Regions from separate parts of the Homo sapiens genome. Here region 1 is linked to region 2. A link is a loop called in an ENCODE intact Hi-C map of the cell type or tissue named here. Cell type or tissue: breast epithelium. All regions are shown on one strand. Links, peaks and the distances in the headings refer to the core of each region. The heading gives the core; the rest is flanking DNA.

Region 1 (11,398 bases), core at 3,711-8,710, 75 kb after region 2:
GACTTATTTCACTGGTTATGGGTCATATTTTTCTTTTTCTTTGTATGTCTAGTAATATTTTATTAGAGGTGAAAATTATAAATGTTACATTGTTAAATGTGGTTGCTAATTTTTTTGTGTCTACTTGACTGGGCCACTGGGTGCCCAGATATTTGGCCAAACATTAGTCTGGGTGTTTCTATGAGAGTGTTTTTGGATGAGATTAAGATTTAAATCAGTAAACTGAGTAAAGCAGATTGCCCTCCATAATGTGAGTAGGTCTCATTCAATCACTTAAAGGTCTGAACAGAAAAAAAGCCCAACCCTCTCCCAAGTAAGAGAAAATATTCCTGCCTGACAGCCTTTGAACTGGGACATAAGCTCTTTCTGGTTCTATAGCAGTATGCGGCCTTTGGACTCGAACGGGACCAAGGGTTCTGCATATTTCACACTTCTAGGCATAATAAGTCTCTCTCTGTTTCTCTCTCCATACACACAAACACACATTACACACACACACACACACAAATCAGCTCTGCTTCTTTGAAGAACACTAATATATTGTATTTGGATCTTGTTGTCTTCCTTTAAAGAGTGTTGTTTTGGAGGTAGTTAAGTTCCTTAAGAATCAGTTTGACAAATTCCCGGGCAAGATGGCTGAATAGGAACAGCTCCAGTCTGCAGCTCCCAGCGAGACCAATGCAGAAGGCAGGTGATTTCTGCATTTCCAACTGAGGTATCTAGCTCATCTCATTGGGACTGGTTAGACAGTGGGTGCAACCAACAGAGGGCAAGACAAAGGAGGGTGGGGTGTTGCCTCACCTGAGAAGTGCCAGGGGTCAGGAAACTCCCTCCCATAGCCAAGGGAAGCCATGAGGGACTGTGCCGTGAGGAACAGTGCATTCTGGGCCAGGTACTATGCTTTTCCCACAGTCTTCACAACCTACAGACCAGGAGATTCCCTTGGGTGCCTACACCACCAGGGCCCTGGGTTTTAAGCACAAAACTGGGTGGCCATTTGGGAAGACACCTACCTAGCTGCAGTTTTGTTTTTTTGTTTTGTTTTGTTTTGTTTTTTTGTACCCCAGTGGCACCTGGAATGCCAGCAAGACAGAACCATTCACTCCCCTGGAAAGGGGGCTGAAGCCAGAGAGCCGAGTTGTCTTGCTCAGTGTATCCCACCTCCAGGGAGCCCAACAAGGTAAGATCCACTGGCTTGAAATTCTCGCTGCCAGCACAGCAGTCTGAAGTCAACCTGGTATGTTCGAGCTTGGTGGGGTGATGGGCATCCACCATTACTGAGGCTTGAGTAGGCGGTTTTCCCCTCACAGTGTAAAAAAAGCCACCGGGAAGTTCGGACTGAGTGGAGCCCATCTCTGCGCCTCAAAGCCACTGTAGCCAGACTGCCTCTCCAGATTCCTCCTCTCAGGATAGGGCATCTCTGAAAGAAAGGCAGCAGCCCCAGTCACGGGCTAATAGATAAAACTCCCATCTCCCTGGGACAGAGCACCTTGGCGAAGGGGCAGCTGTGGGCACAGCTTCAGCATACTTAAATTTTCCTGCCTGCCAGCTCTGAAGACAGCAGCAGATCTCCCAGCACAGTGCTCAAGCTCTGCTAAGGGACAGACTGCCTCCTCAAGTAGGTCCCTGACCCCTGTGCCTCCTGCTGGGGACAGACCTCCCAGCAGGGGTTGACAGAAACCTCATAGAGGAGAGCTCCAGCTGGCATCTGGCAGGTGCCCCTCTGGGATGAAGCTTCCAGAGGAAGAAGCAGGCAGCTATCTTTGCTGTTCTGCAGCCTCCGCTGGTGATACCCAGGCAAACAGGTTCTGGAGTGGACCTCCAGCAAATGCCAGCAGACCTGCAGAAGAGGGGACTGACTGTTAGAAGGAAAAGTAAAAAACAGGAAGCAATAGTATCAACATCAACAAAAAGGATGACCACTCAAAAACCCCACCCGAAAGTCACCAACATGAAAGACCAAAGGTAGACAAATCCATGAAGATGAGGAAAAACAAGTGCAAAAAGGCTGAAAATTCCAAAAACCAGAATGCTTCTTCTCCTCCAGAGGGTCACAACTCCTCACCAGCAAGGGAACAAAACTGGACAGAGAATGAGTTGATGAATTGAAAGAAGTAGGCTTGAGAAGGTGGGTAATAACAAATTTCTCCGAGCTAAAGGAGCATGTTCTAACCCAATACAAGGAAGCTAAGAACCTTGAAAAAATGTTACAAAAACTGCTAACTAGAATAAATAGTTTAGAGAAGAACATAAATGACCTGATGGAGCTGAAAAACACAGTACAAGAACTTCATGAAGCATAAACAAGTGTCAACAGACAAATCGATCAAGCAGAAGAAAAGATATCAGAGATTGAAGATCAACTTAATGAAATAAAGCATGAAGACAAGATTAGGAAAAAAAAGAATGAAAAGGAACGAACAAAGCCTCTAAGAAATATGGGACTATGTGAAAAGACCAAACCTATGTTTGATTGGTGTACCTGAAAGTGACGGGGAGAATGGAACCAAGTTGGAAAATACATTTCAGGATATTATCCAGGAGAACTTCCCCAACCTAGCAAGACAGGCCAACATTCAAATTCAGGAAATACAGACAACACAACTAAGATACTCCTCAAGAAGAGCAACCCCAACACACATAATCGTCAGACTGACCAAGGTTGAAATGAAGGGAAAAATGTTAAGGGCAGCCAGAGAGAAAGATCAGGTTACCCACAAAGGAAAGCCCATCAGACTAACAGCAGATCTCTCTGCAGAAACCCTACAAGCCAGAAGAGAGTGGGGCCAATATTCAACATTCTTAAAGAAAACAATTTTCAACCCAGAATTTCATATCCAGCCAAATTAAGCTTCATAAGTGAAGGAGAAATAAAATACTTTACAGACAAGAAAATGCCTAGAGATTTTGTCACCACCAGGCCTACCTTACAATAGCTCCTGAAGGAAGTACTAAATATGCAAAGGAAAAACTGGTACCAGCCACTCCACAAACAAACAAAAATGTAAAGACTATCAACACTGTGAAGAAACTGCATCAACTAATGGGCAAAATAACCAGCTAGCATCATAATGACAAGATCAAATTCATACATAATGATATTAACCTTAAATGTAAATGTGCTAAATGCCCCAATTAAAAGACACATACTGGCAAATTGGATAAAGAGTCAAGACACATCAGTGTGCTCTATTCAGGAGACCCATCTCACATGCAAAGACACACATAGGCTCAAAATAAAGGGATGGAGGAATATTTACCAAGCAAATGGAAAGCAAAGAAAAGCAGGGGTTGCAATCCTAGTCTCTGAGAAAACAGACTTTAAACCAACAAAGATCCAAAAAGACAAAGAAGGGCATTACATAATGGTAAAAAGATCAACGCAACAAGAAGAGCTAACTATCCTAAATATATATGCACCCAATACAGGAGCACCAGATTCACAAAGTAGGTCTTAGAGACCTACAAAGAGACTTAGACTCCCACACAATAACACTAAGAGACTTAAACACCCCACTGTCAATATTAGACAGATCAATGAGACACAAAATTAACAAGGATATTCAGGACTTGAACTCAGCTCTGGACTAAGCGGACCTAATAGACATCTACTAACTCTCCACCCCAAATCAACAGAATATACATTCTTCTCAGCACCACATTACACTTATTCTAAAATTGACCACATAATTGGAAGTAAAACACTCCTCAGCAAATGCAAAAGAACAGAAATTATAACAAACAGTCTCACAGACCACAGTGTAATCAAATTAGTACTCAGGATTAAGAAACTCACTCAAAACTGCACAACTACATGGAAATTGAGCAATCTGCTCCTGAATGATGGCTGGATAAATAATGAAATTAAGGCAGAAATAAATAAGTTATTTGAAAGCAATGGGAACAGAGACACAACATACCAGAATCTCTGGGACACAGCTAAAGCAATATTTAGAGGTAAATTTAAAGCATTAAATGCCCACAGGATAAAGCAGGAAAGATCTAAAATTGACACCCTAACATCACAATTAAAAGAACTAGAGAAGCAAAAGGAAACAAATTCAAAAACTAGCATACAACAAGAAATAACTAAGATCAGAGCAGAACTGAAGGAGATAGAGACACAAAAAAACCCTTCAAAAAAATCAGTGAATCCAGGAGCTGGCTTTTTGAAAAGATTAACACAATAGATAGATTACTATCCAGACTAGTAAAGAAGAAAAAAGAGAATCAAATAGACACAGTAAAAATTGATAAAGGGGATATCACCACTGATCCCACAGAAACACAAACTACCATCAGAGAATACTATAAGCACTTCTACACAAATAAACTAGAAAATCTAGAATAAATGAATAAATTCCTGGACACACACACCCACCCATGACTAAACCAGGAAGAAGTCGAATCCCTGAATAGACCAATAACAAGTTCTGATATTGAAGCAGTAATTAATAGCATACCAATGAAAAAGAGCCCAAGACCGAATGGATTCACAGCCAGATTCTACCAGAAGTATGAAGAGGAGCTGATACCATTTATTCTAAAATTATTCCAAGCAATAGAAAAAGAGGGACTCCTCCCTAACTCTTTTTATGAGGCCAGCATCATTCTGATACCAAAATCTGGCAGAGACACAACAAAAAAAGAAAATTTCAGGCCAATATCCCTGGTAAACATCAGTGTGAAAATTTTCAATAAAATGCTGGCAAATCGAATCCAGCAACACATTAAAAAGCTTATCCACTACGATCAACCGAAAAAGAGCCTGTATAGCCAAGACAATCTTAAGCAAAAAGAACAATGCTGGAGGCATCACACTACCTGACTTCAAACTATACTACAAGTCTACAGTAACCAAAATAGCTTAGTACCGGTATGAAAACAGATATATAGAACAAGGAAACAGAACAGAAGCCTCAGAAATAACACCACCCATCTACAACCATTTGATCTTTGATGAACCTGACAAAACAAGCAACGGGGAAAGGATTCCCTATTTAATAAATGGTGCTGGGAAAACTGGCTAGCCATATACAGAAAACTGAAACTGGACCCCTTCCTTACACCTTATACAAAAATTAACTCAAGATGAATTAAATATTTGAATATAAGACCTAATACCATAAAAATCCTAGAAGAAACCCTAGGCAATACCATTCAGGACATAGGCATGGGCAAATACTTCATGACTAAAACATCAAGTGCCATGACAACAAAAACCAAAATTGACAAATGGGATCTAATTAAACTAAAGAGCTTCTGCACAGCAAAATAAACTATCATCAGAGTGAACAGGCAGCCTACAGAATGGGAGACAATTTTTGCAATCTAGCCATCTGACAAAGAGCTAATATCCAGAATCTACAAGGAACTTAAACAAATTTACAAGAAAAAAACAAACAACCCCATCAAAAAGTGGGCAAAGTATATGAACAGACAACTGTCAAAAGAAGATGTTTATGTGGCCAGCAAACATATTTTTAAAAACTCATCATCACTGGTTATTAGAGAAATGCAAATCAAAACCACAATGAGATACCACTTCATGCCATTTAGAATGGTGATCATTAAAAAGTCAGGAAACAACAGATCCTGGAGAGGATGTGGAGAAATAGAAACACTTTTACACTTTTGGTGGGAGAGTAAATTAGTTCAATCATTGTAGAAGACAGTGTGGCAATTCCTCAAGGATCTAGGACTAGAAATACCATTTGACCAAGCAATCCCATTACTGAGTATATATCCAAAGGATTATAAATCATTCTACTATGAAGATTCATGCACACGTATGTTTATTGCAGCACTATTTACAATAGCAAAGACTTGGAACTAACCCAAATGTCCATCAATGATAGACCTGATAAAGAAAATGTGGCACATATACACCATGGAATACTATGCAGCCGTAAAAAAGGATGAGTTCATGCCCTTTGCAGAGACATGGATGAAGCTGGAAACCATCATTCTCAGCAAACTAACACAGGAGCAGAAAACCAAACACCACACGTTCTCACTTATAAGTGGGATTTGAACAATGAGAACATATGGGGACAGAGAGGGGAACATCACACACCGGAGCCTGTCAGGGGGTTGGGGGAAAGGGGAGGGATAGCATTGGGAGAAATGCCTAATGTAAATGATGGGTTTATGAGTGCAGCAAACCACCACGGCACATGTATACCTGTGTAACAAACCTGCACGTTCTGCACATGTATCCCAGAATTTAAGTATAATTTTATAAAAGGAGAAAAATAATCAATTTGACCTTGTTGAGGGCAATTTTTAAGATTTGTTGGGGTGAACCTAGAGTACTTTTCCTTTAGATTTAGATATGCTAATTTTTCTGGGATCTCAATGGAACGCCTGGGTGTTCAACGAGGTCAATGCATTCCAGTTGGTTGAAAATCAAACTTCCTCAGTTGTATGTGAGCCCTAAGAACTGTTTCACTTAAAGATCCTAGCATGTATTCTCTGACCCTGTGGATCTTCAAATTGTGAAAGTGCAGTTTACCATTTGGGCAAAAACTAAAGGGAAGACCTCTAGAGATGTTTGTTAGTTTGTTTGTTGCTTGATTGGTTAGTTGGTTTTCCTCAGCACAACTCCCTCATCTCTGCCCCACAAATTACAAGAACCTCAGTCTCCCAACTGTTGGTATCCATCTTCTCACTTTAGCAAGATCACTGCGCTCTGTCTGTGTCCCCACTCCCTGTACTGAGGTCCAGAAAATGCCTCCACACAGATAGCCAGGTCAATTATATGACTCATCATATTTGCTTCTTTCCCTCAGGAATCACAGCCCTGTATTTCATATTGTCCAGTGTCTGAAAATTGTTCCACATATTTTGTCCAGTTTTTTTTTTTTTTTTTTTTTTTTTGCTGTTTATAGAGAAGAGCAAGTCTAGCTGCAACAACTCCCTCATGGCCAGAACAGCCAACTTAGGGTGTTTTGATTTACTTTTGAGTAATCTTATTTGGGACTTTAGAGGGCATCTTCACAGATGCTTACTCAACTGTGAAATAAGACCAAGGCATTGTCACATAGATGCCAAAATATTACCTTTATCCTTTATAAAGTTTTATTAAGAAAAAGCAGACAAGTGACCTTCATAATGCTGAACTCCAAAATTAGAAATAATTCTCCATTCCTGACACAGGCACTGCCTGGGGACCTACCTGCCTCTGTTAGTTTTAGGACATGGAATACAGAGGACAAGGTTCTCTGTGGGAAGCTCTCTCCCTAGAGGAAGGGAAAAGGGAAAATGCTGTTCTTTTCCTTCCCACCTCACCAATAAAACAGGTCACTCCATCTCCCCCAAGGGCAGAGAGACTGAGAGTAGCCAAGAGGATTATTCTAATAGAGTGTCCTTCACATGGAAGAAACCTCAGGATGAGGAAAACACACATCCCCTCCCAGAAGCCTGTTTGCTTTACAAATTTTTACCTAATTTCCCTGTCCTTCCCAACCACATTCTTCTTACATATGTTCTCCTACTTTTCTATTAATCCTTACAGCTTTTCATCCCAAAATTATATCCTAAATACATCAGGTAAACTTTTTAAAGTTAGGAAAACAGGAAGATAGTATACTAGCCATCTGTTTTTGCCTTACAGTGTGTGCTCAAGTTCAACAGCCAGCTAATATCCTTCCATATATCTCTTGAAGGGACAACTACCTTTGTTCCAGCAGGTAGGCAGGCAGACAGGAGCAGGGCAGGAGAAGGCCCCACTACCACCAGGAATGTCAGGCAACCATGAGGTGATGATCAGGCAGTCGTAAAGCTGTCTCTCTAAATAATAATTGGTCGCAGCCGGCGCCAGGAAAAGGCAGTCTGGTGGCATGATGCCTCCAGCTTTGTTCTTTTTGCTTAGGATTGTCTTGACTATACAGGCTCTTTTTTGGTTCCATATGAATTTTAAGACAGTGTTTTTCTAATTATATGGAGAATGTCAGTGATAGTTTGATGGGAATTGCATTGAATCTATAAATTACTTGGGGCAGTATGGTCATTTTCGTGATATTGATTATTCCTATCCGTGAGCATAAAATGTTTTTTCATTTGTTTGTGTCCTCTTGGATTTCCTTGAAAAGTGGTGGCTTGTAGTTCTCCTTGAAGAGGTCATTCACTTCCCTTGTTAGCTATATTCCTAGGTATTTGATCCTCTTTGTAGCAATTGTGAATGCAGGTTTATTCATTATTTGGCTTTCCGCTTGTCTGTTGTTGGTGTATAGGAATGTTTGTGATTCTTGCACATTGATTTTGTATCCTGAGACTTTGCTGAAGTTACTTAGATTAAGAAGCTTTTGGGCTAAGATGATAGGGTTTTCTAGATTTAGAATCATGTCGTCTGCAAACAATGACAATTTGACTTCCTCTCTTCCTATTTGAATACGCTTTATTTCTTTCTCCTGCCTGATTGCCCTGGCCAGAATTTCCAATACTATGTTGAATAGGAGTGGTGAGAGAGGGCATCCTTGTCTTGTGCTGGTTTTCAAATGGAATACCTCCAACTTTTGTCCATTCAGTATGATATTGGCTGTGGGTTTGTCATGAATGGCTCTTATTATTTTGAGGTAGTTTCCTTCAATACCGAGTTTATTGAGAGTTTTTAATGAACTTTATTGAAGGCCTTTTCTACATCTATTAAGATAATCATGTGGTTTTTGCCTTTAGTTCTGTTTATTTGATGAGTTACATTTATTAATTTGCATATGTTGAACCAGCCTTACATCCTGGGGATGAAGTTGACTTGATCATAGTGGATAAGCTTTTTGATGTGCTGCTGGTTTCAATTTGCCAGTATTTTATTGAGAATTTTTGCATCAATATTCATTAGAGATATTGGCCTGGAGTGTTGTTGTTGTTGTTGTATCTCTGCCAGGTTTTGGTATCAGGATGATGCTGGCCTCATAAAATGTGTTAGGGAGGAGTCCCTCCTTTTCAATTGTTTGGAATAGTTTCAGAATAAATGGTACCAGTTCCTCTTTGTACCTCTGGTAGAATTCCGCTGTAAATCCATCTGGTCCTGAACTTTTTTTTTTGGTTGGTATGCTATTTATTACTGCCTCAATTTCATAACTAGTTATTGGTCTATTCAGGGATTCAACTTCTTCCTGGTTCTGTCTTGGGAGAGTGTATGTGTCCAGGACTTTATCCATTTCTTCTAGATTTTCTATTTTATTTTCATAGAGGTGTTTACAGTATTCTCTGATGGTTGTTTGTATTTTTGTGGGGTCAGTAGTGCTATCCCCTTTATCATTTTTATTGTGTCTATTTGATTTTTCTCTCCTTTCTCCTTTATTAATCTAGCTAGTGGTCTATTTTATTAATTTGTTCAAAATAACAGCTCCTGGATTCATTTATTTTTTAAGGGTTTTTTGTATCTATCTCCTTCAGTTCCTCTCTGATTTTGGTTATTTCTTGTCTTTGGCTAGCTTTGGGGTTTGTTTGCTCTTGGTTCTGTAGTTATTTTAGTTGTGATGTTAGGACGTTGATTTGAGATCTTTCTAGCTTTTTGATGTGGGCATTTAGTGCTATAAATTTCCCTCTTAACACAGCTTTAGCTGTGTCCCAGTGATTCTAGTATATTGTCTCTTTGTTTTCATTAGTTTCAATTAGTTCAAAGAACTTCTTGATTTCTGCCTTAATTTTATTATTTCCTCAGGAGTCATTCAGGAGCAGGTTGTTCAATTTCCATGTAGTTTTGTGGTTTTGAGGGAGTTTGTTAATCTTGAATCCCAATTTGATTGCTCTGTGGTCTGAGAGACTGTTGGTTATGATTTCAGTTCTTTTGCATTTTTTGAGGAGTGTTTTACTTCCAATTATGTGATCAGTTTTACAGTAAATGTGCCATGTGGTGCCAAGAATAATGTATATTCTGTTGTTTTGGGGTGGAGAGTTCTGTAGATAACTATCAGTTCCATTTGATCCAGAGCTGAGTTCAAGTCCTGAATATTTCTGTTAATTTTTTGTTTTGATCATCTGTCTAATATTGACAGTGGGGTGTTAAAATTTCCCACTATAATTGTGTGTGAGTCTAAGTCTCTTTGTAGGTCTCTAAGAACTTGTTTTATGAATCTGGGGGCTCCTGTATTGGGTGCATATATTTAGGACAGTTAGCTCTTCTTGTTGATTTGAACCCTTTATCATTATGTAATGCCCTTCTTTGTCTTTTTGGATCTTTGCTGATTTAAAGTCTGTTTTATCAGAAACTAGGATTGCAACCCTTGCTTTTTTCTGCTTTCCATTTGCTTGTTAAATTTTCCTCCAACTCTTTATTTTGAGCCTAAATGTGAGATGGGTCTCTTGAATACAGCACACCAATGGGTCTTGACTCTTTATCCTGCTTTCCATTCTTTGTCCTTTAATTGGGGCATGTAGCCCATTTACATTTAAGGTTAATATTGTTATGTGTCAATTTGATCCCGTCATCATGATGCTGGCTGGCTACTTTGCAGACTTGTTAATGTAGTTGCTTCACAGCATCATTGGTCTGTGTACTTCAGTGTGTTTTTGTAGTGGCTGGCAATGGTTTTTCCATTCCATATTCAGAGCCTTCTTCAGGAGCTCTTACAAGGCAGGCCTGGTGGTGACAAATTCCCTCAGTATTTTCTTGTCTGAGAAGGATTTTATTTCAACTTCACTTATGGAGCTTAGTTTGACTGGATATTAAATTCTGGGTTGGAAATTATTTTCTTTAAGAATGTTGAATATTGCTCCCCAGTCTCTTCTGGTTTGTAGTGTTTCCACTGAGAGGTCCACAGTTATTCTGTTGGACTTCCCTTTGTAGGTTATCTGGCCTTTCTCTCTGGCTGCCCTTAGCATTTTTTCCTTCATTTCAACCTTGGAAATTTGATGATTATGTGTCTTGGGGTTAATCTTCTCATGGAGTATCTTACTGGGGGTCTCTGTATTTCCTGAATTTTAATGTTGGCCTGTCTTGCTAGTTTAGGGAAGTTCCCCTGGATGACACCCTGAAGTATGTTTTCCAACTTGGTTCCATTCTCCCCATCTCTTTCAGCTATCCCAATCAGTAGTAGGTTCAGTCTTTGTGAGAGGTGACTACGTGCTAGCAGCCCTCACTTGCTCTCAGCACCTCCTTGGCCTTGGCATCCATTCTGGCCATGCTCAAGGAGCCCTCAGCCCACCACTGCTTCACTGTGGGGGCCCCTCTCTGGTGCTGGCCGAGGCCAGAGCCAGATCCCTCTGCTTGCAGGGAGGTGTGGAGGGGAAGGTGCCAGCGGGATCCAGGGCTGCGCGTGACATTCACGAGCCAGCGCAGGTTCTGGGTGGGCACGGGTGCAGCCAGCTGGCGCCTGCTGGACTTGATGGGGGACAGGCTCCCTCTGGGCTGCCAGAGTGCGCAGGCTGGGTGCTGCAGAGTCCTGCAGCAAGT
Region 2 (11,398 bases), core at 2,741-7,740:
AAAATTATCAGTGAGATGAGACAGACTCAGTTCCTGGGAAGCTTCCAAATTTATTGTTTATCAATTGATTCATCTTAAAAATGGAGCTGTAAAACATCAGGACCCAGGATGGTCTTGGTTACTAAATCTGTTCCCCCACCAGGGTAGCATTATACACTTCCAAAACTTTTTAGGCCTCCTCCAAATGACTCAAGAGATGGGAATTTCACCACCTCTTCTGGGAGATTATTTTATGGCCTCTTAAATCTCACCCATTATGAAAGTCTTCCTGATGAAACCATTTTCTTTCTCTTCTTCCGTTCATTCATTACCCTTAGATAATCCCCTAAGGACCACCTTCACAATCCCTCTCCTTTTGGGGGGCTTATGCCTTCAATTATCTGCAAATGGCTATCAGATCCCCACCTCACACACAGGCACACACACTCCTTAGCTCTTTAGCCAACCTACACACATGTAATTCTTTTAATCTTTCCTCATACATCAAAACCTCCAGCTGCTTAATCATTTTAGCTCCTCTAATGAGCAGTGAATTTGAAGGGGGATTATAGTTTCCTTCTCAAGCTTTTCTCATGTCAGCTGTATCCCTTCTCCTCGACCACATGCCAGGTTTCTGTATGCCAACAGCCATTCATCAATAGAAATGAGGTTTTTCTGGAATGCTATGTTCCATAGTAAAAAAATTTTCTTAAAGATCCCTCCTACCCATAACTCATTTCTAGGGTGAATCAATATTTACAAAAGCTACAAGAAAAAAAATCTGAAAGAAATCTGAATCTAGCCTAAATTTCCAACCCACTGAGAAACTTTTAACTATAAGTAACAATTTTAAAATAATATGTTTCCCTTACACTTGGATTATGAACTAATGAAGGAGATTCTATCACCTTTCAGTAAAGGAAGCATGAAAGGACTGAGTACTCATTTCTTTGTCAACAAAAAGTTAATTTAGATGAGTGCCCTCAAGTGAAAAGAAATCCTCCTTTTGTTCTTTAACCACTCTCTGAATAACTGGTAGCTTCTGTGGTTCCTCAGGGGATCCTAATCCTTGACCATAATAGAGATCACCAGGTGGGCCTCACTCTCACTATGCAATCTCAGGCCTTCCCCTCTCCACGATTTTCCCCAAAATGCACTAAGAACCAGCTGGCTACTGCCCTATGAGCATCTCAGACATCTTCAGTTCTTCAAGACCCCAGTATCATTCTTCTGCCTAAAAGCAATCTCTTCTTTGCCAAACATCCCCATTCAAACATGATGTGAATCTTCCTCCCCAAAACTTATCTATCCATCAAGATCTAGCTTCAATTCCATTTCCTCCAGGGAAGCTGCCCTTACCTCTGAACTTCATAATGTTTAATGTATATATCATTAAAACATTCTATCTTGAATATTCATGCCTCCATTTGCTTCATGTTTGACGATTTTACCTCACTATTGATTTGCAGACCCCCTTATATCCTGTTTTTTCAATATGCCTTCAAAGAACCTGTATTAGTCCATTTTCACACCGCTAGAAAGATACTACTCAAGACTGCGTAATTCATAAAGAAAAGAGGTTTAACTGACTCACAGTTCCACACGACTGGGGAGGTCTCAGGAACTTACAATCATGGTGGAAGGCGAAGGGGAAGCAGGCACCTTCTTCACAAGGTGGCAGTAAAGAGAAATGTGTGTGAAGGAGGAGCTGTCAAATATTTATAAAACCATCAGATCTTGTGAGAACTCACTATCACGAGAACAGCATGGGGGAAATCACCCTTATGGCCAAATTACCTCCCTCCCTTAACACATGGATATTACAGGTTCCTCTCTCAACATATATGATTGCAATTCAAGATGAGATTTGGGTAGGGACACAGAACCAAACCATATCATAACCAACACACTGCTGTTCACAAAGTGGGTGGTTAATAAATATTTCCTGATCTCTGCAGTGAGAACCTCCTAAGAAAGCTTCCAAACATTGAAAAATTTTTAAGCATTTATAAAATATAATAGTGTTCCCCTTATCCACAGTTTCTCTTTCCATGGCTTCAGTTATGCTTGGTCAACATCATTCTAAAAATATGAAATGGAAAATTCTAGACATAAAGTTTGGATAAAGGACATTCAAAAATAAATCCATGCATATCCAGTCAACTTATTTTTGACAAAGGCACCAAGTACATACATTGGGAATAGGACAGCCTCTTCAATAAATGGTGCTGGGAACCCTGGATATCCATATGCAGAAGAACAAAAGTGGACCCCTATCCCTCACCATATACAAAAATAAAATCAAAATGGATTAAAGGTGTAATTGTGAGACCTGATACCATAAAACTACTAGAAGAAAACATTGCAAAAAAGCTTCAGGACCTTGGTCTGGGCAAAGGTTTTATGAGTAAAGCTTCAAAACCACAGGCAACCAAGGCAAAAATGGATAAGTGAGATCACATCATACTAAAACACTTCTGCACAGTAAAATAAACAATCAACAAAGTAAAGAGACAACTTATAGAATGGGAGAAAATATTTGTAAGCTATTCAACTGACAAGGAATTAATAACCAGAATATATAAGGAACTCAAACAACAGGAAAAAAATAATAATAATCCAATTTTTAAAATAGGCAAAAGACCTGTAAAGATATTTCTCAAAAGAAGATATACAAAAGGGCAATAGATATATGAGGAAATGCTCAATATCACTAATCATTAGGGAAATGCAAATCAAAGTTTCAATTAAAATGGTAACATCTCACACCAGTTAAAATGGCTTTTATCAAAAAGATTTTTAAAATTCAAACGCTAGCAAGGATGAAGAGAAAGGGAAACTTTCATACTGTTGGTGGGAATGTAAATTAGTACAGCCACTATAGAAAACAGTATAAAGATTCCTCAAAAAACTAAAATAGAACTACCATGTGATTCAGCAATCCCACTGCTAGGTAAATACCCAAAAGAAAGGAAATCGGTGTACTGAAGACATATCTGCACTCCCATATTTATTGCAACATAATTCACAGTAGCCAAGATATGAAATCAACCTAAGCATCCATCACTAGATAAATGGAACTTTGGGAGGCTGAGGCAGGTGGATCATCTGAGGTCAGGAGTTCAAGACCAGCCTGGCCAACATGGTGAAATTCCATCTCTACTAAAAATACAAAAAAAATAGCTGGGAAGGGTGGCATGTGCCTGTAATCCCAGCTATTCGGGAGGCTGAGGCAGGAGAATCGCTTGAACCTGGGAGGCAGAGGTTGCAGTGAGCTGAGATAGCGCCAGTGCACTCCAGTCTGGATGACAGAGCAAGACTCCTCATCAAAAGGAAAGAAAGAAAGAAAGAAAGAAAGAAAGAAAGAAAGAAAGAAAGAAAGAAAGAAAGAAAGAAAGAGAGAGAGAGAGAGAGAGAGAGAGAGAGAGAGAGAGAGAAGGAAGGAAGGAAGGAAGGAAGGAAGGAAGGAAGGAAGGAAGGAAGGAAGGAAGGAAGGGAAGGGAAGGGAAGGGAAGGGAAGGGAAGGAAGGAAGGAAGGAAGGAAGGAAGGAAGGAAGGGGGGAAGGAAAGAAAGGAGAGAGAGAAAGAAAAAAGATATGGTATACATACACAATGGAATATTATTCAGCAATAAAGATATGGTATATATACACAATGGAATATTATTCAGCAATAAAAAAATAATAAAATTGGCAACAGCATGGATGGATGTAGAGGGCATTATATTTAGTGAAATAAGCCAGGCACAGAAAGACAAATATTACATGTTTCTCACTTGCATGCGAGGGTTTAAAAAGCTGATCCTCCATCCTGGCTAACACGGTGAAACCCTGTCTCTACTACAAATACCAAAAAAATTAGCCGGGCGTGGTGGTGGGCCTGTAGTCCCAGCTACTCCGGAGGCTGAGGCAGGAGAATGGCGTGAACCCAGGAGGCGGAGCTTGCAGTGAGCCGAGATCGCGCCACTGCACTCCAGCCTGGGCGACAGAGGGAGACTCCGTCTCCAAAAAAAAAAAGTTGATCCTGTGGAGGTAGAGAGTAGAATGACAGATACCAGAGGCTAGGAATGAAAGGGACAACGAAAGGATAAAGATGGGTTGGTTAATGGGTACAAAAATACAGTCAAATAGAAGGAATTAGATCTAATATCTGGTAGCACAATAGGGAGACTATAGTTAACAATAACCTACTGTATCTTTCAAAATAACTGCAGAGAATATCCACCACCTCAAACATTTATCATTTCTTTGTGTTAGAAACATTCTGATTCCTAACACAAAGAAAGGATAAATGTTTAGGTGATGGATATCCTAAGTACCCCAATTTGATCATTGCACATTGTATGCTTGTATCAAAATACCACATGTACCCCATAAATAGGTACAATTATTATGCATCAATAAAAATAAAAAATAAAAAAGAAGCATGTTTAGATTTCTCTTTAACAAATTCATAAAATACAATAGTAAGTTTCCCTTTCACAGTTTAAGTTAACCTCATCCACAACGGTCCAAAATATTAAATGGAAAATTCCAGAAATAAAAGTTTGGATAAACCTCTATTCAAATTCTTAAGTTTTAAGTTGCATGCTGTTCTGAGCAGCATGGTGAAATCTCACATTGTCCCATACTATCCCACCTGGCATGATTTGAATCAACCGTTTGTTCAGCATATCTATGCTGTATATACTGCTTGCCCCATATGATGTAATTGTATTAGGAAAAGACATAGTCTCTATAGGGTTCTAATCTATCCACAGTTTCATGCATACACTGAGGGTTTTGCAATGTATACCCTGAGGAAAAGGGGAGGCTACCGTATTACATTTATTTTTAAATAGAAATAGCTCCACATTTAATGTTCCAAAACTGTTCTCCTGTGTCTCAGTTTCTATTATTGAAGGATAATAAAAATCAACAAAGCCAACAGATGCATATTCCACCTGGGATATCCAAACTTTCTTTTCATGTTTTCTGGAATTAAGTCAATATCTCTTATTCCCTGTAAAACTCAGTCTTTTTCTCTTTCTACTACTAGTTCATACTTTCACCCTTCCCAGAAACTTCTCTGCCTCTCTTCTGCATTCCTTTGCTCTTCCCACTCACCAAAGAATTAAAAACAAGAGGACATCTATCCAAATTGTCGTAAAACCTACCAATCAGAGATCATCAGCAAAGTATTGTTCATCATCATGTGTTATAAAAGTCTGCCTATGTTACTCCTCACTTTTCATCTTTAACTATTGAACAATTAGCCTGGAGTTAGTGTAACATTCTGTCAATGTCCAGCAGATCAGAAAATCACAGGTACAAATTTTTTCAATAAAAAGAATGGTCTTCTTTTCAAGTGTATGTGCCTCTTCTTGTTGTCACACAGTTTTTTAAAGCTGTATTTCTTGCAGCAGATCCAGACTCCTGCCTCAGAATGGTATCTGGCATCGTAAGTGACATCTCAAATTCTCTAAGGACTCCACCAGGCCAATCTGGCTGCTGAAAACTCCTGCATGTGCAAGTAGAAGACCAGGCCCCGTATTGACTCCAAACAAGCACCACAAGCAACAATTACTGACCTGCAAACAATCTTCTGGGCCTCACTGTTTTCTTACTGAAGTGAAAATACACGCCTTATGCAAGAGCATTCATGATCATTGCTTCTAGAGTGTTCTCAGTATCACTATAGAAAAAGGGCCCATAGACACAAGCTGACTTCTAAGCCCATATGGCAAGTTTCTATGCACTGAAAGGTTAAACAGACATGGGTTCTCCAGGCAGGTCTTTGCCTATCCTATGAACCCTTCTTATGCACTTCTGATGGTCTATAACCTCTTCTTTCCCCAATCTGATTTGTCAACCCCTGTGTGGCATAGTAAAATGGGCTAAAATTTGAAGTTAGAGAGACTCAGTTGAAAACTTTTTCCACCATTTACTCTATTTTGGACAAGTTACTTGTTTTTTGTGAGTCTCTTTTTTCTTCCTTGTATAATGAGGACACTACTGACCTCGGTAATACAGTGGTTAGGAGTGAAGGCTCTAGAATAACAAACTCAGGGTTTGTCTCTTACCATTGGTATATTTTAACTGAATACTCTTGGGCAAATCATAACCTCTTTAACTCTTGGTTTCTTTGTCTGTAAAATGGATTAATAACTGTAAAGTTTATGTGAGAATTAAATGCAATAACATACATAAAGCGACTTGGAAGAGTATCTGATACACAGAATATGTACTATGTACCATGTTCAATGAATATATACTTCCTTTCATTCTCAAGTATCAGGCACAGAAATAGACATTAATAAATCAAAGTAATTAAACCAATACACCAATTTCTAAGATTAGTGTTCCAAATGCATAATTTTACTGCTATATCTTATATAAATGTATTGCTTAAGGCATAGCATTTTAATCATTAAAATAAATACACATAAAAATTGTTTTAGAAAAAAGTTATTAATGAAATATCTGTTTATTAAGATTACTGGCTAGGCACAGTGGCTCATGTCTATAATCCCAGCACTTTGGGCAGCCCAGGTAGGCAGATCTCTTGAGCTCACAAATTTAGGCAACATGGCAAAACCCCCGCCTCTACAAAAAAAAAAAAAAATTAGCTCAGCATAGTGGCATGCGCCTATAGCCCCAGCTACTTGGGAGACTGAGGTGGGAAGATCACCTGAGCCTGGGAGCAGAGGCTTCAGTATTGCATTTTTTTTTGTTAGTAAAGGCCATTAAGAATTTCCAGGAAGTATCCTACATAACCACATATTCATTCTTCTTAAGAGGTTTATATTTTTAACCTAGATTTTTAAGTATGTTTCAAAAGAAAACATAAGGCGAGTAATTTTCTCACAGGGCTTTTGAATAATCAATCTAGAAAATTTTTTAAAAATGAATTTGAATGTAACAATCGCTAACTACAATACATATATTACAGCTGCAATGCAAAAGAGAACTGCTACTGAAGGTTAAGAAACATCATCTCACCCTTAAAATCAGGAAGCCAAATGCATAAATATAGTGACTCCTGCTTTTCTTTTACTGCCATAAAATTCTATGTTTGAGAGGAAACTTTGACCATATTTCACTTTCACCAAATCTTCATTTTACCCCATCAGCCCTAGGAAAAAGAGAATCGCAGGCATTAAAAAATGTTTTGAAAGAGAATGGGTACCTTAGGAAAACGTGGCTTGACTTTTTCACATGTGTAGAGCAATTGCTGAAAGAGTGGTACCAATTTATATGCTGTTAACTATATTTTGAACATTTTTTTAAAAACTCAAAATGATGAAAATGCATTTAATTTAAAAAGTAAAGAGAAAATAGCATTCACTGCTTACTCAAATGAACAACAAAAGAGTTCCTCTTAAAAATATCTGGGGTCAGGGGCTAGGGGAGGTAGGGATAGCATTAGGAGAAATACCAATACCAAAAAAAAAAAAAAAACCTGATTTAGAAATAGATACTAGACTTAACAAATCTTCCAAATAAATAAGAATGCCTCTACTTACATAAGTAGAGAATCTACATTATTCTCATTTTAAGTATGGATACTTATGTCACTAAAAAAGTACATCTTATTTTTTAACCCATCTTCAAAGTCATCATACATTTAGGAGTGTATTTGGACTTCCAGGATTCATACAGCTTCCTCCATAACAACTTTCTCTTCCTCCATAACAACTCTCCCTCTTCTCTCCCTCCATAACGACTTTCTCTCTCTCACCACACAGTTCTACACTTAGAAACCAATGGGCATTACTATACTCAGAATTTAATCCTTTTATTTCTTGGAGACACTGACTCACTTCCTTAGTGTAAGTCATTATTCCACAAACTTTCAGTAGAACTGGATTTCAACTATAAACACAGGAAAAAGTAGAGATTACAGACATAAAGATTAGTCTCTAAAATGAACTGGCCTCTCAACTGACTCAATATGAAAACTTCAAATACGTTGGACCCCAAAATTCCTTATGTGAGTACACAGAACATTGCAGATTATTTGATTACAAAATGTATAAGAAGACACTTTAAATACACTGAGTATATATAAATATTTGTGCTAGCATCTTCACAAATTCTTTTTTAGTACAGACAGAATAAATGCTAAAAAAAAGAAAAGAAACTAAAATTTTGGTGAAGAATTGGGTTCTCTTCTTTATAACTGTGGTTTGTATCTGCATGCTAAGACAAGAATAATATGTAATCAACATTTACATTTTCATATAAAAAACCCTCATTAACTTCAAATCAGCAGAATAAACCATATTTTATTTTAGTTGTTCCTTTCATACTACATTAAGATCAGTAAAAATTCATTCAGTCGGCCAGTCAGCTCGTCAGAACTGGAAAATCAGTAGTATGTTAGTCATGGTGTTACTATAAACATGCTCTTAACAGAAAAGTTTTGTTTTACGTAGTCAGTAAAGAATAAAACTGTGGCAGTAACATTTCAGATTTTCACCCCTCCTGATATATTGCCATAGATGTGGAGCAGTACTGTCCAATAGGACTTTCTTTGATGACAGAAATTTTCTACTTCTGCATTATCCAGACAAAAACCTCTGGCCATGTGTGGCTTCTGAGCTCCTGAAATGTGGCTAGTGCAACTAAGAAACTGAATTTTAAATTTTATTTCATTTTAATGCCTTGAGTGATAACAGAAGATAAAGCCCATAATGAAAGCAGAAATCTCTCCACCTTCAGTGATTCAACCGTTTCCAAAAGTTCCATTTCATAGACTAAAGTTATCATTATTAATAATTGTGAAATATATTATGAGGAATTTATGGGCCATGTAGTTGCAGAATTGCTTCAAAATAGATGTCTATACTGATAGAAGTATTGTTTCTCCAAGGGAAAATGAAATGAAAGATCTTTTACTTGCATTACTGTAAATCAAATCAATTTATAGTCTCCTGTTATTCTTTCCTCGTTTTCAAACTCCACCGCAATTCAGGGATTGAAGGATATATTAAGTTCTTCCAGGAAAAGAAAATCTAAGCAGCTGGGAGGAACTATCTTGCTTACTATAATTCCAGTTTGCTTGCGACTGTCTTTTGAACCAGGGCCCTCAGTTTATTTGACCTTAACATAATTTCCAGTCATTAAACAACATTAAATGGCCCCTTGTTGAATTAACATCACTTGTGCATTAGTAGATTTCTCCCCCTCCCGAGATTTTCATAACTTCATGCATCATTGAAGCTGCATGAGTGACATTAAAACAAAAAAATCCATATATTTCTGGTCAGAGTTCTGCAAAAATATTTTCATATTGCTGAGGCAGGTCATGATGGGGGAACTTGGTAAGTTTCATAGTTTGTTTAAAATAAGTATAAAATCTTAATATGAAAATTAAACTGGTACAAGTAGAATTGTATTTTCTTCTGTTTTCCAACCTCAAATGAAGATACTATAATGGCCCCTAAAAGGGTGAAAAATATTCATCCACAGGTCTTACATCTATGGAGCAGAACCAGTGTACACGTATAAGTTATGAGGTAAGAAGGGACCGAGAATATTCACTTTATGCATGATACTCTTTTACATTTCTAGGTTTGTTTATTTGGTTTTTTTGGGGGAGTAGAAATGAGCAAAATATGTTTTCTTTGTTGTGCCAGATGCATAAACTAGTTTCATAGTTTCAGAAACACTAATGATATATAGATGGTATCAATTATGGTCCACAAATTCACAAGTTGACAAGTAGTACAATATTCTAAATATTTCTCATTTTGTTGCTCAGCAAAATTTATATTTTTCTTCCCCATTCTATCTGGATGGCACTAACCAAATCTCATTCAATTGAGGTAACCACCCATCGTTTTCCAGAACTAAGGCCTAGGAGAGTACACAGCACCAAAGCCTGGGAAGTGGGTGCCATCTGATCTCTGATATCAGTTATCTACTGAGACATGTTCTGTAATGTTCACTGTTCCAGGGGGTCCTCATCCATCACTCCACTCGGACACTGTTCACATGTCCTCTCTAGCCCTGGGATCCCTTGGCCGTGTGCTGCCGTGCTGGCTGGCCTCTTGCTTGGGAATTCTGCAAGGCTATCTGTGATCCTATATGCCTCTACTGAACCCACTCTGTCCTGTGTTCTGCCTGTGTCCTCTGGGGTCCTACCACTTCCTAGGGATCTGTGAATCCCCTCTGCCCTCAAAGCCCACAGATCCATCTGTGGTTTTTCCAAATCCTATGGATCTAACTAGGCTTGAGGTACCGAGCTCCTCTCCCCAGAACCCACCGAGGTCTCTTTTCAAAATACACCCCTTTCTTCTCCCCTCCCATTCTACAGTCAAGAGAAATGCTTTCTGGTTTGAGCAAAACCCCTAATTCCTCAAGTCTTTAAAGTTTTTGACTGTCCCTCAAATCTTTTCTGTTCCCCTAGGCTTTAAGAAACTGAGGTCGAAAGAGATCTTTGCTTTGTCATATCTCTGAGACCACGAGCACTAAATAAATGATTTAACTATTCAAATTTGGGTCTGAGGCAATACCAGATAAATGGAAAGAATATTCTAAGCTACCAGGAGACAAAACAAAAACCAAATGGTTAACGAAATAAGTTTAAAAAATTCTTTATTATTATTATTATTATACTTTAAGTTTCAGGGTACATGTGCACAACGTGCAGGTTTGTTACATAGGTATACATGTGCCATGTTGGTGTGCTGCACCGATTAACTCGTCATTTAGCATTAGGTATATCTCCTAATGCTATCCCTCCCACCTCCCCCCATCCCACAACAGTCCCCAGTGTGTGATGTTCCCCTTCCTGTGTCCATGTGTTCTCATTGTTCAATTCCCACTTATGACAGAACATGCGGTGTTTGGTGTTTTGTCCTTGTGATAGTTTGCTGAGAATGATAGTTTCCAGCTTCATCCATGTCCCTACAAAGGACATGAACTCATCCTTTTTTATGGCTGCATAGTATTCCATGGTGTATATGTGCCACATTTTCTTAATTCAGTCTGTAATTGTTGGACATTTGGGTTGGTTCCAAGTCTTTGCTGTTGTGAATAGTGCCCCAATAAACATACATGTGCATGTGTCTTTATAGCAGCATGATTTATAATCCTTTGGGTATATACCCAGTAATGGGATGGCTGCGTCAAATGGTATTTCTAGTTCTAGATCCCTGAGGAATCGCCACACCGACTTCCACAATGGTTAGACTAGTTTACAGTCCCACCAACAGTGTAAAAATGTTCCTATTTCTCCACATCCTCTCCAGCACCTGTTGTTTCCTGACTTTTTAATGATTGCCATTCTAACTGGTGTGAGATGGTATCTCATTGTGGTTTTGATTTGCATTTCTCTGATGGCCAGTGATGATGAGCATTCTTTCATGTATTTTTTGGTTGCATAAATGTCTTCTTTTGAGAAGTGTCAGTTCATATCCTTCGCCCACTTTTTG

Evidence for each region. Hi-C counts contacts between places; a loop is a spot of excess contacts. Peaks named below come from ENCODE experiments on the same cell type or tissue, not always from the same donor. Only the 100,000 strongest peaks of a DNase experiment are listed, where the experiment ranks them.
Region 1: it touches region 2 in a loop (31-fold over the local background); 1 of 110 quality-filtered maps calls a loop at or near these places.

Annotation. Positions count from the first base shown.
Region 1 is chr4:173,717,656-173,729,053 of GRCh38, reverse strand. No RefSeq gene overlaps it. Among named protein-coding and RNA genes, the nearest start is that of LINC02269, 170 kb to the left of the region's middle. In breast epithelium, for the core only: no CTCF peak of the experiment used is centred there; no DNase peak of the experiment used is centred there.
Region 2 is chr4:173,791,215-173,802,612 of GRCh38, reverse strand. No RefSeq gene overlaps it. Among named protein-coding and RNA genes, the nearest start is that of LINC02269, 100 kb to the left of the region's middle. RefSeq lists an enhancer at 708-1,277. In breast epithelium, for the core only: no CTCF peak of the experiment used is centred there; no DNase peak of the experiment used is centred there; H3K27ac peaks cover 503 bases.